2 separate regions of the Homo sapiens genome follow, and region 1 is linked to region 2. The links are chromatin contacts, found by Hi-C or POLR2A ChIA-PET in ENCODE. All regions are on one chromosome and are shown on one strand. Each heading gives the region's core, a stretch centred on a gene start or an enhancer-like site at or near the end of the contact. The rest is flanking DNA. Distances are from core to core; before and after follow the strand shown. Region 1 has its middle 190 kb from the start of EFCAB11. Region 2 has its middle 110 kb from the start of FOXN3-AS2.

Region 1 (2,858 bases), core at 47-2,546, 87 kb after region 2:
CTCACCAATGATGACAGTGAGCAAAGTCTTTTTTTTCCTGGAAAGGACTAATTCCAAAAAACCATAATTCTTAGGAGCTATGTATTTTTCTTTCAAAATAAGAACTTGAATCCCAAGAGAAAATGTACACCCTTGTAGTTTAGATCACAAGGGCATGACTTGTCAACTCAGAGAGTGGCCTACAGCCTTGGTTCCATCTCTTGCTAGCTGTGGGACTTAGGCATATAACTTACCATCTCCGAGCTCTGGGTTCCACAACTGGAAAACTATCCTAAGCACAGCACCTACCTTTCAGCACTATAAGGAAGATTATGGAAGATTAAATGAGGTACACTGCCCGGTGCATGGCAAGCACAAAGTAAAGTTACTTATAATAATAATTGATTTATAATAACATGAATTTTAAATATCAGTAAATTGGCACTGATTTTTTAGTTGCTAAAATGTTACTGCCTGGGCTTTTGTGAGAAGTAGTTCAGTGCAGTCAGCGTTTCAATTTTTCATTCTGAAATCTTGTCTAACTCCTTACTTCCTCCTTTCCCTGGTGGACTCAAGCAGTGGAGGTCCCAGTGTGCCTTACACCTGAGGAGGTGTGGTGTGTACATCAAAATCAAGCCTGCTTCCTTTTGGTAAATAGTTACACCACACCAGGCGAGGGCCTGCCTACTCCAGTGTGGCCGATGTATTTTTCCAAACCCATAATCAACCCAGAGATCATTGGCCCAACCACATCTGCTGCCCTTGATATTACATCTTGGAGTGGCAGTTGAGGGCCTGGCCAAGTAGAGAACTTGTCTTTTGGGGATGAAGTAGCATTCTCCCCCAACTCTCACTTTCTTTTCTACACGTGGATTTCTTTCTGAGTCTCATTTTATCTTTGTCTTTTTGGCTTTCTTTGTCTACACAATTGTTTTATTTATTTATTTGCCCCATCCCCCTACTTTTTTTGCAATGGGGTCTCTATGTTGCCCAGAAGCATCTGGAACACCTGGGCTCAAGCGATCCTCCCATCTCAGCCTCCCAAGTAGCTGGGACTACAGGCCCGAGTTACCACATGCAGCCCCACGATTGTTCCTTTTTACATATTAAATAACCTATGCTTAATTTAGAAAATGCAAAAAATGAAAAGATGGGGAAAAAAACCAAACACGTAACTCCTGCACCTTGGTGTGTACCCATCCAGAACACTACACATGCACACAATTTTTGTTTTCTCGGAAATAAAATCATATGAGCTAGACCAGTGGTTCTCAATCAGGGTGATTTTTCCCCCACAGAAGACATTCAGCAATGTCTGCAGACATTTTAGGTTGTCAAAACTGGGGCAGGTGGTGATACTGGCATCTAGTGGTTGAGGCCAGAGATACTGCTAAACATCCTAAAACGCACAGGCCAGCCCTCAACAACAACAAATTACCTAGCCCCAAATGTCAAAAGGCCCAAGGTTAGGAAACTCTGGTCTAGACCACGGTTAAGCAAACTACTGCCCTCCTGGTTGGCTACCTGTTTTTATAAATAAAGTTTTATTAGAACACGGAGATGTCCATTCATTTCTATGTCATCTATGGCTGCTTTGACTTACAACGCAAGTGAGCAGTTGTAACAGAAACTGTGTGGTCACAAGTCCTAAAATAAATATGAGCCACATATGAAATTTCAAGTTTTTCTAGTAGCCACATTTTTTTAAAGTACAAAAAAAGCAGGGGAAATTAATGTTAGTAATATGCCCCAAATATTATCATTTCAACCTTGAATCAACATAAAAATTAATGAAATATTGTTATATTCTTTTATTTCCATATTAAGTCTTCACTTACAGCACTTCTCAATTCAGACTAGTCACATTTTTTTTTTTTTTTTTGAGACGGAGTTTTGCTCTCATTGCCCAGGCTAGAGTGCAGTGGCACAATCTCAGCTTACCACAACCTCCTCCTCTCAGGTTCAAGCGATTCTCCTGCCTCAGCCTCCCGAGTAGCTGGGATTACAGGCACGTGCCACCACGCCCGGCTAATTTTGTATTTTTAGTAGAGACTGGGTTTCTCCATGTTGGTCAGGCTGGTCTCGAATTCCGACCTTAGGTGGTCCACCCACCTCAGCCTCCCAAAGTGCTGGGATTATAGGCATGAGCCACTGTGCCTGGCCCAGACTAGTCACATTTTAAGTGCTCACGTTGCTGGTGGCTATTGTATTACACAATGCAGGTCTACACTGCATTTTTCACTAAACTGCTTTTTTAAATTATTTTACTTTTAATTTTATTTTATATATATTTTTGAGACGAAGTTTCACTCTTGTCACCCAGGCTGGAGGGCAGTGGCGCGATCTCGGCTCACCACAATCTCTGCCTCCTGGGTTCAAATGATTCTCCTGCCTCAGCCGCCCTAGCAGCTGGAACTACAGGTGCATACCACCACACCCGGCTAATTTTTTTTTTATTTTTAGTAAAGACAGGGTTTCACTACGTTGGCCAGGCTGGTCTCGAACTCCTGACCTCAAGTGGTCCCCCTGCCTCGGCTTCCCAAAGTGCTGGGATTATAGGTGTGAGCCACTGTGCCCTGCCACTAAAAAAAAAAAGTGCTGCTTTTTTTACTTAATGGAAATAAAAGTCTTCTCATGTCCACCATATATTTTTATATCTCTTTTAAAGCGTTCAACTTTTTTAAAAGATTCCAATTTTCTGGATGTTTATATTGCTTCTGAGTTTCACAATTATGAACGATTCTGCCACGAACATTCTTAGATAAAGCTTTTTCACCTCATCTGTAATTATTTCCTTAGGATAAACTCCCAGATGTGCGTCAAAGAGCAAAGAAACATTTTTAAGGGTTTTGAAATATATATATTTTTAAGAATAATAC
Region 2 (3,176 bases), core at 23-2,522:
CACTTGAGCCCAGAAGGTTAAGGCTGCAGTGAGTTGAGACTGTGCCACTGCACTCCAGCCTGGGCAACAGAGTGACACCTCGTCTCAAAAGAAAAAAAAAAATTACATGTGTGGCACACACTATATTCTTATTAGGTATCACTGGGCTAGATCATGTCCAATAGAACTTTCTATCTATAGTGATCAAAATGTTCTATATTTATGCTGTCCATCCAGGTAGCCACTGGACACATGCTGGTATTTAACCCTCGAAATGTGGGTAGTCTGAACTGAGATGTGCCATAAGGTAACACACAGCTACTTCGGAGGTTGAGGTGGGAGGACTGTATTCTGAATCAGGTGCTGGAGAAGGCAGAAGAGTATAGGGAATCAAAAGAGATGGGCAAGCTACAAACGCAGCTCAATTTTGCACAGCTCATAAGACAAATTTCATAATGCAATCTCTTCATCTACACTGAGGGTTAGAATGCCAGGAAAATGCATAACAAATGCCCAACGTGTTGTATAGGCAGAGAGGACAACACACCCAAATATTTGAAACCATGAGCTGTAAATCTGAATCTCAAGCACAGTCTCTATTTCCCTCAAACCTTCTCCCTTGGGTAGATAGGATTATGACAGTGTTGAGAAGGTGCTCTGGAATTCTGTGAGAAACACGGGTCAAATTTTTAGTCCTGCTTCCAATATATATGTCCTCCTTCCAGCCCCAGCCAGAAAAAGAACAGTATTGTGCTTGAAAATTTATGTCAGATCACTACCCACCTTGAAATCCAGCACCTTTTTTCAGATGGAGAGCCATAAGGCATAGATTAAGGTATAAGCAGCCCCTGTAAATCAGAAGGATGGCTAAGCCTGGACAGGACTCAGATTTCATTATTTTAATTTCTGGTCTTCAGTTTCTCAAGGAGCTTTAAAAAAAGCAACACAATAATTCAAATACACTCAAGGTTGAAAATGTATTTTTTTTTTTTTTTTTTGCCCATTTCTCAGAGGTAGGCTTGGCTTCTGAAGCTGTCACCAAGGCATCTCATTGAGGGCAACTGCTGCAGCCAGTGGGAAAAAAAGGGTTTGTTTTCAACATTAAAAAAAAAAAAAAAAGTGAAGGGAGGAAGAAATTCATTTTTTCTTCCAAACCTCCAAGCCTTCACTTGGAGGATACCCACTTCATTGGCATCTTCTGGGTTAAGGAGACAAAGGTCATGTTCTGATGAGAAGACTCAGATCGAGCATAAGTTAAGGAAGTTTCCACCACCCACGTCACCTGCAAAACCACCACGTAGGAAGCACACTGTGAACCCCTGAGAGGGAGCGTGGCTGGTACATAAATCCTTGCTTTCTCTGCACGCTCCTTCTGGGACTTTTGCATTCACCGCAGAGAGTGGGAACTGTAAAAATAGACTATATGTTTCTGAAGAAGTGAAAGACTTATTGCATAATGGTGGTAAACTGTGTCTACTAGAACAGAATGACTGTGCATGCAAACATAAAACTCAAAAAATAGCTACCATTCCAGACAAATTTATTTTTTTTAAATATTCAGCCTAAGGAAAAATATGTGGCTCTATGAGTGGAGTAAAAGCTTTGCTCCCTGACATTGGGAAAGTGGAATGACATTAGGTAGTCCAAAAATCTGGCCAACATATGAGGCTAATTCACACTGACCTCTCCTCAGCTGTAAGTTTCAGGTTATTTCTCTCCTCTTTACTTCCTTTTCTCTTTGTAAGACCTACACAAAAATAGAAAGGAAATAATTTGGAAACAGAAAGTATCAATTTTTGCAGAAGCCCTGTAAGGCACAAATCTACCACTTCCTTCCTTCCTTTTCATCCCTAGGAACAAGAAGAATGAGAAAAACATTCAGACAGACACAGCTGTCAAGTAGAAGAAGAGGCGTCTCCTCAGCCCTGGCCTTTGCTCCCTGCCTTCCCCTTTTCCCACTCTCCCTCTTGCGTTTCTGTGGGGACTCTGGATCACTGCTGAACCTGTTCTCCCTTAATAACTTCTCAACTGTGGATTTGCCAATCCATACAACAAATATTTATTAAGCAACTAGAATGTGCAAGCCTGGGCTAGGTACTGGGGGATGGGAGACCACGGCAAGTGAGAAAGAGAGACACAATGATAAACAAGACATGAGAACTTTCTTAAAGGAATTTAAAATCTAGCAAACAGGCTGGGCGTGGTGGCTCACGCCTGTAATCCCAGCACTTTGGGAGGCCAAGGCGAGAGGATGGCTTGAGGCCAGCCAGGAGTTTGAGACCAGCCTGTACAACATAGTGAGACTCTGTCTTTAAATAAAGTTTTTAAAAATTAGCCAGGCGTGGTGGTGCACATCTGTAGTCCCAGCTACTTGGGAGGCTGGAGCAGGAAGATCACTTGAGTCCAGGAGTTTGAGGCTGCAGTGAGCTATGATCATGCCACTGCACTCCAGCCTGGGGAACAGAGACTCTGTCTCCAAAAATTAATAAATAATAAAATAAAATAAAATCTAGGGTTGATACACTGAGTGTATTAAGTGTTATGATAGTGTGTCATGAAACCTGAAAAATGTCCTTAGGAGAGGCCTTGTCTCAGAATGCCTGGAGGTCTCTGTGGGGTACGCCTGGTAGAAGTTGATGTGACTTTTGGGAAGCAGAAATTGTGAGGGAAATGAGACATATAAGATCATTGCCAATTCAGTGCTTCAGGTCAGAGTAGATGAGACAGATTGAGACTACCTGGCTTTTGGCCACATCCCTGAGTCTTAAGGGAAGAGGCCCAAATGGACAAAATCTTTCCATCAGTAGCCTGTCCATTGGGTATCCAGTACCCAAGGTCTCATGGTTCCCTTGCTGGTAGAATGGTTTCCTTCTCTCTTTGGGTTATTTTTGGAGTCCATATGGACATGGCACTAATATAGTGTTTTAAGCAGCTGGACAGTCCAACCAGAAGTCGGATCAAAGAAGACATACGAGGGGACAATGTATGTCTGCCATTGTGACCATCAACAGCATCTTGGTGGCCTCAGAAGTTAGAAGCTCCTTTGAAAGGCTTCTCTTCAGAAGATGTTGGCAATCTCATCCTCACAGCAATGGGGGCATCACAGGTCGCTGAACATGAGGGAGGAAAATGAGACACACTAAAGGTAGGGTTTATGTGGATCAATGAGCCTGAGGTGCTTCATGGAGCCTGTGTTC

What was found. A loop is a pair of places that touch in the nucleus more often than their neighbours do. ChIA-PET counts read pairs that join two places held with the same protein, here RNA polymerase II (POLR2A). Pooled maps may share reads with other maps.
Region 1: a loop to region 2 is called in a map of CD8-positive, alpha-beta T cell, with 3 times the contacts of the local background. The contact joins two enhancer-like sites. A Hi-C loop is called at or near these places in 1 of 168 maps with a recorded cell type or tissue (CD8-positive, alpha-beta T cell), 22 of 37 single-sample maps with no recorded cell type and 14 of 50 pooled maps. POLR2A ChIA-PET finds 5 or more read pairs at or near these places in 3 of 52 experiments (activated CD4-positive, alpha-beta T cell, activated CD4-positive, alpha-beta memory T cell and activated naive CD4-positive, alpha-beta T cell).

What each region holds. Positions count from the first base shown.
Region 1 is chr14:89,766,620-89,769,477 of GRCh38, forward strand. No RefSeq gene overlaps it. Among named protein-coding and RNA genes, the nearest start is that of EFCAB11, 190 kb to the right of the region's middle. RefSeq lists enhancers at 564-833, 1,623-1,672. Within about 2 kb of position 1,297, at least 3 of the 41 ENCODE cell types and tissues checked have a DNase peak (open chromatin) inside an H3K27ac peak, as active enhancers do.
Region 2 is chr14:89,679,884-89,683,059 of GRCh38, forward strand. No RefSeq gene overlaps it. Among named protein-coding and RNA genes, the nearest start is that of FOXN3-AS2, 110 kb to the left of the region's middle. Within about 2 kb of position 1,273, at least 8 of the 41 ENCODE cell types and tissues checked have a DNase peak (open chromatin) inside an H3K27ac peak, as active enhancers do.